Linked DNA regions of Homo sapiens: region 2 is linked to region 1. Evidence: read pairs that join two places in POLR2A ChIA-PET (ENCODE). Cell type or tissue: Panc1. All regions are shown on one strand. Each heading gives the region's core, and the rest is flanking DNA. Links, peaks and the distances in the headings are about the cores only.

What was found. Peaks named below come from ENCODE experiments on the same cell type or tissue, not always from the same donor. Only the 100,000 strongest peaks of a DNase experiment are listed, where the experiment ranks them.
Region 2: POLR2A ChIA-PET joins it to region 1 with 11 read pairs; 2 of 35 experiments call an interaction of 5 or more read pairs at or near these places.

Annotation. Positions count from the first base shown.
Region 1 is chr1:231,323,423-231,331,059 of GRCh38, forward strand. No RefSeq gene overlaps it. Among named protein-coding and RNA genes, the nearest start is that of EXOC8, 11 kb to the right of the region's middle. In Panc1, for the core only: no CTCF peak of the experiment used is centred there; no DNase peak of the experiment used is centred there.
Region 2 is chr1:230,804,527-230,812,163 of GRCh38, forward strand. It overlaps LOC124904546 (a long non-coding RNA gene), which reads right to left and starts at 2,590. Exons shown (of 2, transcript XR_007066937.1): 1 at 2,543-2,590. In Panc1, for the core only: no CTCF peak of the experiment used is centred there; no DNase peak of the experiment used is centred there.

The DNA.
Region 1 (7,637 bases), core at 2,620-7,619:
ACAATCGGGAGAAGGGACGCAAGACCCAGGAAGCATGCCAATGAATAAAACCCCAAGTCAAAAGGTCAGACGGTGCTCTTGATCTCTCAAGTCGTGTCTTTGGCCCTTTTCCAAGCATACTTTACTTCCCTTCCTGCTCTAAAGCATTTTAATAAACGTTCACTCCTGCTCTAAAACTGGCCTCAGTCTCTCCTCCTGCCTTATGTCCCGCAGTCAACTTCTTTTTGTCTGAGGAGGCAAGAATTGAGGTTGCTGCAGACTCATATGGATTTGCCATGGGGAACAAGACCCCACAGGTTAAGGGTTTCAATCCCATAAGACTGCCCCCACTTCAGATGCAGGTCACAAGTCCTGGGGTGTCCCAAAGCCACGTACACTTTTGCCCATCAGGGTATAAATTTGGGGCTTCCCATGACACTCCCTCTCCCTCTCCAAGGTTTGATAATTTCCTAGAATGACTCAAAGAACACAGGAAAGTGCTATATTTATAGCTACAGCTTTTATTGTAAAAGATACAACTCAGGAACAATCAAGTGGAGCATGCATAGGGTAAGATCTGGAGGGGGTGGGGGAAACAGGAGACTGTCCCTGTGGAGTCCAGGTGTGCCATCCTCCCAGTACATCAATATGTTCACCAACCAGGAAGCGACCCAATCCTCGATGTACAGTTCTTATTGAGGTTTCATTACATTGGCATGCTTGATTAAATCATTAGGCAAGTGATAAAATTCAACCTACAGTTTCTCCATCTCTTCTGTGGTGGTGGGGGGAAGCGGGGCAGGAAATTAACATTCCACTTCCATGATTATATGGTCAATTTTCTGGTGACCAGCCCCAATCCTGAAGATATCTAGGGGCCCAAATAGGAGTCACCTTATTAGCATAACAAAAACATCATTCAGGAAATGCCAAGGTTTTTTGAAGTTCTATGCCAGAAACCAAGAAAAAAGACCAGATATATTTTTTATTCTACTGCAGCCTTCAGATATATTCTTTGCATATATAATGTGTAAAGTAGTTCTAATTGTTCTCAGGGAAGGATTGGTCAGAAATGCCTAGGCCACCATAACCAGAAGCAAAATTCTCTTGCTAATCAATAAATCATATTAAATGAAAAAAGAAACAGCAAGAGAAAGAAGAGAATAAGAGAATGAAACACTGGAACAATAAAAAAGTGAATGAAACTGTAGGTAAAAAGAAAATAAACCATGAAGTGAGAAATGATTCTTTTAAAAGGAGAGAAAATGACAGCGGTGGAACAGTACTCTTGAGGCAAAGGTAAAACATTCAACATTTTTCATGATTACAGTTCTGCACCTTGCAAACTTCACTTTCCGCCTCTTTGAGGTCCCATCTTCCTTCGCAACCTAGGTAAGCCATCCAGTGAAATGTTTTTTGGCGATGGCAATGTTCTAAATCTGTGCTGTGCAGTATGGTAGTCACTAGCCACAGGTGGCTACTGGGCACTTGAAATGGGACTAGTGTAACTGAGGAGCTGCATTTAAACTTTCCATTTAATTGATAATTAACTTAAAATTTTTAAAATTGCACGTGGCTTCCATGTTGACAGTGCAATCTTAGAGGTTTCATCTTGTGACACAAGTTAGGAGCTTCTGAAGAAAGAACAGAGCCTCCACCACACCCAAATTCCCATAGCACCTTTCCCAGCTTAACACCACATAGCAAGGGCTGGAACTCTAGAATTGCAGAAATGTGACTAACATTTCCTTTGATATAGCTCAGGGTCTCTGCCTAAGTGTTACAACTCACAATTATGAATGAAAACATGATTTCTTTTTTCCAAAAGAGAAGCCAGGGGAAAAAGTTTTATATAATAACTAGAACAGACATATACAGAACAGTAACACCATCACTATTTGGAGAGATGAAAATGTCCTATATAGTGACTGGGTGTTGTTACATGGAGTAGATCCCTTTTTCAAAATTGGAGAGCTAAGATGTGTTCATTTCAATGTGTGTAAAGTTTATGTTCCAAAAAAATTGCAAAAAATAACCCCAGTGGGGATGGGGTGGAGAGTTGTTAGGTATAGTTGAAATAATAATGACAAAATACTGAGAATTGTTGAAGCTCGGTAATGGGTATATAGGGATTTATTATATCATTATGTTCCTTTTTATATGTTGAAATTTTTCCAAATAAAAAATCTTTAAAAATATGTATTCTCCAAATTAACACATACATATAGAAAAAAAGTGGCAGAAAGACACATTACAAAATGGAAAGAGTAAGTCTTATTTTTAAGACACCACGTGTATTTATTATTTCATGTTTTTAAAGGGTGATATATTCAAGCATTTTCTAAATGAAAATTCACATTTTTCCATCCCTCTCCCCATCTACTCAGTTCTACCTGCTGATACCTGTTCAGAATTTGTATGTAAGTATAAACAAATATTACTTACAATCTTATTTTCTCCTTTTCTACTCCTAAAGTAACATACTATACTATTGTTGTGCACCTTGCTTGCCATTTAACAACATATTTTAGAGATCTTGCCACATCAGTACATACAGGGCACATTCATTTTTAAGCTGCATAGTATTACATTGTATGCATGCACCAAAGTTTATTAAATAAATCTCCTATGGATACACCTTTGGGTAATTTCCAATCTTTTGCTGTGACAAAAAATGCTGCACAAAGTCTGTGAGCCTACTTTGGCTCAGGAGGCTTCCCAATTAAAACTATTTAATTAAAAAGAAAAAATGTTGCAATAAAACATCTTCATAAATCATACACATTTGTTTAATGAACACATTTCATGTATGAAGTACACAAATGTATTTGCAGGATAAATTCCCAGAAGTGGATTTCTGGGTCAAAGAACTACAATTTTGTACATTTTGTAACTTTAATGAATATTACCAATTGCCATCCACAAGAGGTGTGCCAGTTTACAGAATTCAAAATTACAAAATTCCTACCAGCAATGAGAATATGTACACAGATAACTTTAAGAGACTTACCAAGACTGGCTTGACTTGTACAACTTTGTTTAATGTGTTTAGCAAGGTAAACTAATAGATTTGAAACTAAGCCAACTTATTAGGCCAACTGATCAAATACGACATGAGAAAAAAAAACATGCTCTTTTCCTGCAGCTTTCCTATTTAAATGTCACTCACACTCAGTTTTTAGGAATTTCACCCACCTATTGCAGGAGCTAAGTTATTCCTGTCTTAATGCCCAGTGAAGTTTCTGCACGTTTGAGAATCTACTTAGTATTCCCGATTGCTCAGAATTCAGTGATGTACTGATTGGTATTAGTGGAGATAATTTGGTTTTAATTCTCTCATAAACTTCAACTTGGCTACTTTATTTTTTTTTTTAAGGAAAACCACAAAAAATACTCTCTAAAATGTGGTAATACAGTACCTGTACTTTTAACAGGGTACCTAAAATTGTGGATTGATATGACTTTGAAATAAAGATCAATCTGTACTAATGAGGTGTCAACATTATAATATTATAATCCAATAATATAATTCAGTGCCTAATAATACTAGCCTTAGAGGAAGGCTGTCTGAGTTCAGATGTTGCTTGGGTACTTACTTAGGCGACCCTTTGCAAGTGGATTGCTTGCAATTTATTTACCTTCACAAAACTTCAATTCCTTGGTAGCGTTGACATGAAGATTAAATAAAATAATCTGATAAACATGCACCACTGCTAGGAGCATCATCGTCATTGACAAATGATCCCTCCAGTGAGGGCTCACAGATTATTTGTCATAGTTTTTCATGACAAAGATTCTGATTCCTACTAATTGAGAACATCAAGAAAATGTTCTCCGGATATTTACTTAGAAGCACTGATATGAAATATGGTGCTTATACATAATTGTTTAAAGACAGAGTGAAAAGAACATGGGCTTTGGAGTTGAACAGGGTCGTGGTCTTGAATACTGGCTCTGCCACTCAGCAGCAAGACACCGTGGCCAAATAGCAATCCCTCTGAGTCTCTTATCTTTATTTTTATTTATTTATTTAGAGATAGAGTCTCACTCTGTCGCCCAGGCTGGAATGCAGTGGCGAGATATTGTCTCACTGCAGCCTCCTCCCCTGGGTTCGGGTGATTCTCATGGCTCAGCCTCCTGAGTAGCTGGGATTACAGGCACCTGCCACCTCACCTGGCTAATTTTTGTATTTTCAGTAGAGATGGGGTTTCACCATGTTGGCCAGCCTGGTCTTGAACTCCTAACCTCAAGTGATCTGCCCATCTTGGCCTCCGTGAGTGCTGGGATTACAGGCGTGTGCCACCATGCCCAGCCTCTTTCCTTATCTTTAAATGGGCATAGCATCACCTATTTTCCATGGTTAGTGTGAGGATTAAATGAGATAATGTGTGTAAAGCGTCTGGTGCAAGCTAAGCACCAATAAATGAGAACTGTCATTAGTTATTAAAGCAATACATCTAATGGTATTAATTCAATTAGCGTTTATCAATTGTGCTATGCCCAACACTGCTCTAGGGAAGCTGCTGGGAATACAAAAAATGCAAATATTCTCTGTGTGTATAACACATATCTCAATAAATACAGAATACACGTGACATACAAAAACATCTTCCACATCCCATACAAGCACTGATATAGTCTGAAACGGGGATGAGATTCAATAGAATGCCTGTTTATCTCTTTTTGGGAAGAACTTACACTGTCCCGAAGCTTAGAGTGGCTAATTATGGTTTGAAGTGATACAAGTCACCTGTACCATACTGTATTTTTTCATTCTGATTGTTTAGGAATCAAAATAAATGGGAATGTGTCTTACCATTTCAGCATTATTATTATGCTCCACATACCTTTAAAACAAGTCTTTTGGTGAATGATAAAAGCCTGACAAATGTAGTGCACACACAACCACAGACCAATACTGATAATATCAATGCAAAAATCCTAATGAAATATTCATTGGAATTGGGCAATATATTAATAATATATTACAACCAAATAAAACTAACTCATAGAGTGTAACTGTGATTCAGTGTTAAAACTGTTTTAAACACCACATTAATATGGTGGAAGAGAAAAATAATGATTTGCTCAATAAGCGCTGAGAGTCACTTGACAATTCAATATGCATTCCTGAACTAAAGAGATGAAACCCACAAATCTCAGTTAACTGGAATAGATGACCTTTTCCTTTACACGATGATCAAAAGCCAGCATCATGTTTCAAGGCAAAATAGGAAAAATGTTCCCAGGAATACCGAGCAAAAAAATATTATATAACATAGTTTTGGATGTTTAACTTAACGTAGACTATTAAGAGAACTATATAAGATGTATGAAAATGAGAAGAGGTAAAATGATCTTTATTTGCAATTTATATAATTGTGCACTTGAAAACTCCAAAGAACAACCAGAAAACTATTAAAATTCATAAAATAATTAGATAAGGCACTGGTTACAATATTTGTAATTCAAATCAGGATGTTTCCTATGTACAATCAGAAAACATAATGGAGGTAAACATTTCATTCACAAAAGCATTAACAGATGACATGCTTTGGAATAAACACTAAGAGACCTACCTGAAGAAAATTTGAAAATGCCACTGAAATACAAAACACTCGCATATACATGGATAGGAAGATTCAAAATTATAAAGATGTCACTTCTCCCTAAATTAATCTAGAGACTCAGTATGATTTCAATCCAAATGCCAACTCTCTGGGGGGCTGATATGAAATTGTCATACAACTTGAATAATAAACATGAGAATACAGTTGGCCCTTTGGTAAAAGATTGTCATAAAATCATTCAAAATACAACTTGAATATAACTGTGAGAATATAGTCAGCCCTTCATATCCATGGGTTCTGCATCCATGGATTCAACAAAGGAGGGATAAAAAATACTTCAAAAAGACTGTGTCTGTACTGAACATGTACAGACTTTTAAAAATGTCATTATTTCCTAAACAATACAGTATAACTATTTACATAGTATTAGATAGTCTCATCTAAGTAATCTAGAGATGATTTAAAACATACAGGAGGATGTGCATAGGTTATATGTGAATTCTATACCATTTTATACCAGGGACTTGAGCGTCTGTGGATTTTGGTATATGAGAGAGGTCCTAGGACCGGTTCCCCACAGACCAAGGGATGAGAGTACTTTGGAAAAACCTGAGACAGAAGAATGAGACCAGCCCTACCAGTTATTAAATTTCGAAACTACAGTTAACCAAAATAGCTTGGTACTGAACAGAAATAGAAATATCAGTGGCATTTCAAATCAGTGGGGGAAAAGGATGATTCAAAATTGTTGTGAAAATTTGCTAATTATTTGTGGGGAAATTGCATTCTGACATCATCACTTACATTTTTTTTTTGAGATGGAGTCTCACTGTCTCGCCCAGGCTGGAGTGCAATGGCACGATCTCGGCTTGCTGCAGCCTCCGCCTCAGCCTCCCAAGTAGCTGGGATTACAGGCACCCGCCATCATGCCCAGCTAATTTTTGTACTTTTGTAGAGATGGGGTTTCACCATGTTGGCCAGCCTGGCCTCAGGTGATCCGCCCGCCTCCGCCTCCCAAAGTGCTGGGATTACTGGCGTGACCCACTGTGCCCGGCCATCACCACTTACTTTAAAATGAATAATAGATGAAGCAAATTTCAAATATTAAAATATAATAAATTACTAGAAGAAAAACATATTTTTAGAATCTGAGAGTGGGTAAGGCCTTCTTAAGCCTAACCGAAAACAGAAGTCATAAAGAAAAAAACCCAAATAAATCTGGCTTCATAACGGGTTAAAATTTACCATACTATGAAAATAAATAAACGGCTATACAAACAAATGACAAACTGAGAAAAACTACAGCAGTACACATGAAGGGTTAATTTCCTAAATATACAATAAACTCCCACAAAATCACAATACAAATATAATCTAAGAGAAAAGTGGCAAAAGATATAAACAGGAAGCTTAATAGAAAAAGAAAGTTGTTCAACCTCACTCATAATTACATACAAAACTAGAAGCTGGGCATGGTGGCTCATGCCTATAATGGAAGCACTTTGGGAGGCCGAGGTGGGAAGATTGCTTGAGCCCAGGAGTTCAAGATCAACCTGGGCAACAAAGTGAACACCACCCCCCACAACCTCTGCCCTGTATGTATAGAAAAATTTAAAAATTAGCCAGGCAGGAGGATCCCTTGGGCCAGGCCAGGGAGGTTGAGGCTACAATGAGGCATGATAGCACCATCGCACTCCAGCCTGGGCGATACAGTGAGATCCTGGCTCAAAAAACAAACCAACCAACAAACAAAAATGAGAACAACCTAGAAGCTATTTTTTCACAGAGAAGATTAGTAACAATGAATATTATTACTAATAAGATGACTTTTTTTTGAGACAGGGTCTCGCTCTGTCCCCCAGGCTAGAGTGCAGTGGTGCTGTCATGGCTCACTACAGCCTCAACCTCCTGGGCTCAAGCAATCCTCCTGCCTCAGCCTCCCGAGTAGCTGGGACTTACAGGTGTGCGCCACCACGCCCGGCTAATTTTTCTATTTTTTGTAAAGACGGGGGTCTACCTATGCTATTCAGGCTGGTCTCGAACTCCTGGGCTTAAGCAATCCACTCTCCTTAGCCTGCCAAAGTGTTG
Region 2 (7,637 bases), core at 1,516-6,515, 520 kb before region 1:
TGAAAAGCAGCTTGAGAAAAATGACTCATCATGAACAGGGAACAATGCAATTAGCAACTGACTTCTCATCAGAAATGACAGACGACAGAAGGCAGTAGAATGACATTCCAAGTGCCAAAGGAAAAATCTTTCAATCAAGAATTCTGTTTTTCCACTAGAACTGCAAAAATGAAAGCACAATAAAGATATTCCCAGTTAAACAAAGACTGAGAGAATTCATTATTAGCTGACCTGCCACTGGAAAAATATTAAAGGATGTATTTCAGGGTGAAAGGAAATAAAACTAGATGAGACTGTGGATCTGTAGAAAGAAATGAAGAGCACTCAAAAGGATATCTGTGGGTAAATGTAAAAGACTATATAAACGTGTTATCTTCCATTCTAATTTTGTTTGAAGACATTAGATTATATAAAGCATTAATTATTGTACTATGTTGTTGGATTTATAACAATAGAGAGATATATTATAAAGGAGAGAGGAAGAAACAAAGTATTGTAGCAATATTTCTATATTTTCTTAGAATTAAGTCAGTATTACCTCAGGTAATGATATTAGATATTAGATGGTTATAAATTAAGATGCAGATTGTAATCTACAGAGCAACCACTAAGAAAATAACTCAAAAATACAGTAAGATAGCAGAGGAATCAAAGCAGAATACTTAAAAAAAATGTTTAGCACAAAAGCCGTAAGGGAAGAACAGATTTTAAAAATAAGACATAGAAACAAAATGGCATACCTTAATCCAGCCATGCTGATAATAATATTAAATATGAATAAAAACTACAATCAAAAGGCAGTGATTGTCAAAATGGATAAAAAAGCAAGATTCAATTGTACACTATCTACAAGAGATACTTCATACAAAAAGACAAAAGTTGGAAGTAAAAGGATGAAAAAGAGAGTACCATGCAAATACTGGCAATAAGAGAGCTTGAGTGCCTACATCAATATCTGAGAAAATAAAATTTAAGACAAGAAATATTATTAGAGAGAAGAAATGATATTACAGTATCATAAAGGGTCAATACATTAGGAATATATAATAATTACAAGTGTGATGGTACCTAATAGTAGAGTCTCAAAATTATGAAGCAAAAATTGATATAATTGAAAGAAGAAACAGATTATTCAGACTTAACAATTATAGTTAGAGAGTTCAATAACCCATTTTTAATAACTGATAGGACAACTATTCAGAAAATTAACAAGGAAATAGAAGACATGAACAACACTATCAACCAACTTGACTAACTGACATTTATAGAATACTTTACCCTCAAGTAATGAATACACATTTTTTCAAAAGCACATGGAACTTTCTCCAGGTTAGACCATATACTAGACCATAAAACTAATTTTTAATATATTTAAAAGAATTTAAATCACTCAGAGTATGTTCTCCAGCCACAAAGGAATTAAATTAGAAACAAAAATAAGTTTGGGAAATCCTCAAATTTTAGAAATTAACACATTTCTAAATAACTATGAGTTGAAGAGAAAAATTACAATGGAAATTAGAAAGATTTTGAACTGAATGAAACAAAAATAAACTATGTATTTACACATGTCTATACACATCCACATTAACCGGATTAAGCTAAAGCAGGACCTAGAAAAGTAGAGTGTTCTCAAAACAATAATTTAAGCTTCCATCTTAAGAAATTAGAGAGAGAGGCAAATTAAACCTTAAAAGGAAAGAAATAAAGACTAAAGCAGAAATCAATTGACTAGCAAAGAGAAAAATAATAGAGAACATCAAAGAAACAAAAAGGTGATTCTTAAAAAAGATTGCAAAATTGATAAACTTTTAGCTAAACTGACCAAGAAAAAAGACAGAAAACACAAATTAACAATCAAGAATCTAAGAGCAGCCGTCATTGCTGACCCATCAGAAATTAAAAGAATGATAAGTGAATATTTTAAACAACTTTATGTCAACAAATCAGACAACTTAGATGGAATGGAAAAAATCCTAGAAAAAGATAAATTACCAAAACTACCTTCAGAGAATACTGAAAATCTGAATAGACCTATGCATTAGTCCACTGTCACAGTCTAATAAAGACATGCCTGAGACTGGGTAATTGATAAAGGAAAGAGATTTAGTTGACTTACAGTTCAGTATGGCTGGGGAGGCCTCAGGAAACATATAATCATGGCGGAAGGTGAAGGGGAAGCAAGATACCCTCTTCACAAAGCGGCAGGAAGGAGAAGTGCCAGCAGGGGAAATACAAGACACTTATAAAACCATCAGATCTCATGAGACTCACTCATTTTCATGACAACAGCATGGGGGAGACTGCCCCCAAGATTCAATTAACCTCCACTTGGTCCTGCCCTTGACATATGAGGAGTATAAGGATTAAATTCAAAGTGAGATTTGGGTGGGGACACAGAGCCAAACCATATCAACCTACAACATGAAACATATCATACCATATCAACCTATAATATTTTGGTCCTGAGACCAAATCCTTTGGACAGTGCCTGGAGAGAGCCTCAGGCCACAGTCATGTTTATCTGAAATACAGGGCCTACCTCCAGGCTCCTCTCCACCCTGTCCTGTGCAGAGCTACGCAGTGCGCTGAGGGGCCAGGGCTTCAGAAAGCCCAGAGCATGTGACCTGGTTGGCAGAGGTACCAGGGTCATTGGTGCCAGCCCAATTCAGTGTACTGGATCATTAGTAGAAACAAAGCACCATTCTACTGAGAGCCAAGACCGCCTGCCAAGTACCAGTGCGAAGGCTGCCTCGTCACCACAGCTGTGAATCAAGAGTAGGCTGTGCTTGCTACTGATGCCAGCCTGGGGCATTTTCCCAGCCCCACAGTGCCTTTCTGAAGTGGGAGAAGGAGAAGCAGAGGGTTAGACTCTCCTTGGTGCCTGAACAGTGCCTCTGATGGAAGAACGTAGCTCAGTGATATTCCCAAGGAGGTTTATTGGTTCATTATCAGTAGGACTCTCCAAGGAAAGGGAACAGCTGAACCATATGGAGCAACTGCAGGCTCATGTAATAGAAGCAGCATTGAACTTAGAGTTTGAGTCCTGTATTCTAGTCTAGAACTTACCTCCAGCTAGCTGTGTGGACTTAACCATATCACTTTACCTCTCTGGGCTGCCTTGCACCTTGAAATTATGTGATTCCTTCTCTCACTCTGGGAACTAGAAGGCCAGGTCAGTGTGGCTCAGTCCTGGTCTAATTGGATGGATGGAGAGAAGGTAGCAGAGGTGGGCCCAGCAAGCCTGAGAATTCATCTTACTCCCTGACAGAGCTCAGAGTTCTGAGAAGAATGTGGTCACGCAGAAGACTCTCTGTAGGCCACATCAGGACCAGGCTTCTTGGAAAGCTGTACTCCTCCTGCCTTTCAACATCTTAACACACTCAGCTCCTCCATTATACACACTTACCTGAACCCAGCTTGTCTGTATGGGTTTAGCATTCTCTCTTGTCCTTCCCAGTCTACCCTCTACATTCTAAAAAGAGAGTCTCCCACCCAGACGATCTCCTTGCAGTCACTTTTCAATGCACCAGAACAGCTTCCTTAGTTGGAACAGTGAACAGTGTGTTTTCAAACAAAAGGGGCTCACTGCCCAATGTGCTAGAAGCCAATGCTATGACACTGTGTTTCTGAGAAAAGAAAAGCTTTATACTGCAAGCTGCTTCACAAGGAGACTAGAACATCGAGCTCAAATCTGTCTTCTTGTGCTGGCTCCAAAGCAGTATTTTTATTAGAAAAGATTCAGAGGCTGTATTCTGAGATCAGTAGGTGATTGGTGGAGGAAAGAGGAGGTCTAGAAAGTCCTTGGGCATGCGTTTTTATCTCTCCATGCCTCCTCATGGGTCCCCTATGCAAATTTCAGGAGAATTAATATGAAACATGTGGTGGAAATTCAGGCTGTGTCATCAGCAAGCTCGTCCTGCACAGACTCCAATTGGCCGTGTTGGTTACAACTGATTTCAGCCAGTTTTTAAAAAATCTCATAGGCAGAGGGAGTTTCAGTGTTTCAGCAAGTTATTTTTTTACCTGCAATGCTGCGAACTCAAGTTTCTGTTAGTCATTGGTTTCTTTAACTATTTGGGGCACAGTTTCAACAGCCCCCTGAAAATGGCCCAATTCAGGGGACAGCATCAGAGGGCATCCTGTGTGGAGTGTCTGCAATGTGAGATGCCATGGACCATGCCTTCCCCCATAAGACTGATTCCTGCTCTAGGCCTGACCCTGCCCTGGCATTCCCCTGCCTCCCTGGCTGCTCTTTCATAGTCTCATCATGCTTTCTCCCTGGGTTTACACCTAATTATTGGTGTTCTTCTCATCTCACTCTATACACTGCTCCTGGTTCACATTTGCTGTTCTAGTCTCCTTGTGAATCAGCTTGCAGTATAAAGCATGTATAAAGGAGTATAAAGCATGTATAAAGGAGTATAAAGCTGTACTCCTCCTGCCTTTCAACATCTCAACACACTCAACTCCTCCATTATACACACATACCAGAACCTGGCTTGTCCATATGGGTTTAGCGTTCTCTCTTGTCCTTCCCAGTCTACCTTCTACATTCTAAAAAGAGAGTCACCCACCCGGACGTCTCCTTGCAGTCACAGGCATGGGAGGAAGCATGGAGACTTTATGTCTCCATCTCTATGTCACTTCCTCCCATGTCTGTGTCTTCACCCTGGCCTCCTTGGGCTTCTTGACAACGCATGGTAGAGGAGAGATGGGTCTGCTCTCACTCTCAGCTCCACCAGGTCTTCCCCAGGGGCCTCTGCTTCTGCACTCTGCGGATACTGGATACCCACTCTGCCAGCGCAGGAAGCCTGCTGAGTAACTCTGTTGCTTACAATAGTTCCTGCCTCCCCATTGCTCCCAGAAAAATGCCAAGAAAGCCAGCAAAGCCCTGGTTACCTCTAGCGTGGTTAGACAAGCCCTTCAGGATGCAGCCCTGGACTGGGACTGACAGGTCTCCCATTTGGAACCGAGGCCCTTAGCCTTGTTTGGCCTCTCAATGCTCGCCCACTGCAGGTCTCCCCCAGGGACGAGGAGCAGCTCAACAGCAGGGGCGAGGTCAAGCCACATTCATTGTCATGTATCCTAGGTGCCCAGCACAGCTTCTGACCCACAGGAGGTGTTGATTAATGTTTGTGGAACAAAAGTGTGGATGAAAGCAAATCTTGGATTCAGAATATATTCCTGTCCCCTTTAGTCCCTTTGAATGGTCAGAATAGGCTTGTGTTTTGTGGCTCTGTGAAGGGTTGCTTACTCAACAGCCATTTGCTGGCAGATAAAACTGGCTCGGTCACTGCTCCAAAAGCATCCAGGGTGTTTGGCTCTGTAGGTGGCATTATGCCTTCCAGATAGAAATTGCAAGCACACAGGGTGGCCCTCATAGGGGCCATGAACATTGTGGTTAAAACCTGTGAGAGAAAACAGGTGCACACCCTTTTGCTAAGCAAAAGAATCAGTGCAATTCATAGAACGTGCCTGCTGTACACAATTATTACAACTTTAAAAACATCACCAACCCAAGCTGCACTCAGTTGGTGTAAAGTCTCTGGAAATGTTAGAGAATGTGGGGTTGAGATTCCCACATAAACCCTATATGATGTTTACCATGATCTATTATTTCATTTGCTAGAAATATAAAACAAATCAGTTATTTACAAAGCTGATTTTTTTTTTTTTTGCTAGGAATTGGTCACTGTATTTGCAGAAACAGAACTTTCCTTAGCTGAAATCACAGAGCTATATATTACTTTGGATGGCATATCATGGGAATGTGCACAATAATAACCCATGAAGTCCTCATTGAACTCTATCCACCAATTATCAGCCCTGCTATTTCTAAACTGCTTTATAAACAGTGGGGTGTTTTGTGATATATTTATTATAACGAGTTTAAGTCATAAAAATATAAGGAAAACACTTTAAAATCTTCCCAAATATCATCATCAGTTTCAACAATCATTTTGTAAATCTTATCGTGATAAAATATGTACAACAAAATATACCATTTAAACCATTTATAGATGTACAGTTTGGTGGTATTAAGTACATTCTCCATGTTGCACAACCATCACCATCATCCATTTTCAGTATGTTTTCAACAAGCCAACAGAAACTATGTAATCATTAAACAATAACTTCCCAGTCCCTCCTCCATCCAGCCTCTGGCAACCTCTATTCCACTTTCTATCTCTATGAATTTGTCTATTCCAGGTATCTGAAATAAGTGGACTCATACAATATTCATCCTTTTGTATCTAGCTTATTTCACTTAGAATAATGTTTTCAAGTTTCATCGTGTTGTGGCATGTATCAATATTTTCTTCCTTTTTCAGGCGAAATAATATTCCACTGTACAGATATCCCACGTTTTGTTTATCCATTCATCTGTTTATGGAATTTAGGTTATTTCCACCCTTTGGCTATTGTGAATAATGTTGCTATAAACATTGGTGTACAAATAGCTGTTGAAGGTCCTGTTTTCTTTCGGGTACATACCCAGCAGAGGAACTGTTGGATCATATTATAATTTTTTAACTTTTCGAGGAATCACCAAACTTTTTTCCACTTTAGCTGTGCCATTTTACATTCCTACTGGCAATGCACAGGGCTCCAATTTCTTCATACCCTCACCAACACTTGTTATTTTTTAACAATAACAGCTATCCTAATGGGTGTGAAGTGGCATCTTGTTGTGGTTTAGATTTATATTTCCCTAATGACAAATAATGTTAAGCACTTTTCATGCACTTATTGTGCATTTGTATGTTTTCTTTAGAGAAATGTCTACTCAAGTCTTTTGCCCATTTTGGAATTGGCTTGTTTTTTATTGTTGAATTGTAGTTCCTATATTCTGAATAGTGATCCTTTAGCAGATATATGATTTACAACTCTATTCTCATTCCATGGATTGTCTTTTTATTCTCTTAATAGTTTCTTTTGTTGCACAAATTTTTTAATTTTGATGAAGTTCATCTATTTTTTTCTTTTATTGCCTATGGTTTTGGAGTTATAACCAAAAAACCATTGCTAAAACCAGTGTCATGAAGATTTTCTCCTATGTTTTTGTCTAGGAGTTTTATAGTTTTAGTCATTAAATTTAGGCCTTTGATCCATTTTGAGTTCATTTTTGTATACGGTGTTCAGTAAGGATCCAATTTCATTCTTTTGCATGTGAATAATCCAATTATCCCAGTACTATTTGTTGAAAAGACTGTCTTTTCCCCCAGTGAATGGTTTTGGTAGTCATCAAAATCAAATGACGATATACGTGAGGTTTTTTTTTTTTTCTGGGCTCTTTATTCCATTCCGCTGGTCTATAGTTCAGTCTTCATGCCAGTTCTACACTGTTTTGATTACTGTAACTTTATAGTAAGTTTTGAAATCAGGAAGTATGAGTCCTCCAACTTTGTTCTTCATTTTCAGGGTTGTTTTGACTTTATTGTTTTATATGGAATTCTTGGAGATTTCATATAAACTTTAGGGTAAGCTTTTCTAGCTCTGCAAAAAAACAGCACCTAGATTTTAATAGGATTGCATTGAATCTGTAGATCACTTTGGGAAATATTGATATCTTAATGTCTTTCAATCATTAACATAGGATGTCTTTCCAGTTATGCCTTCTTTAATTTCATTCA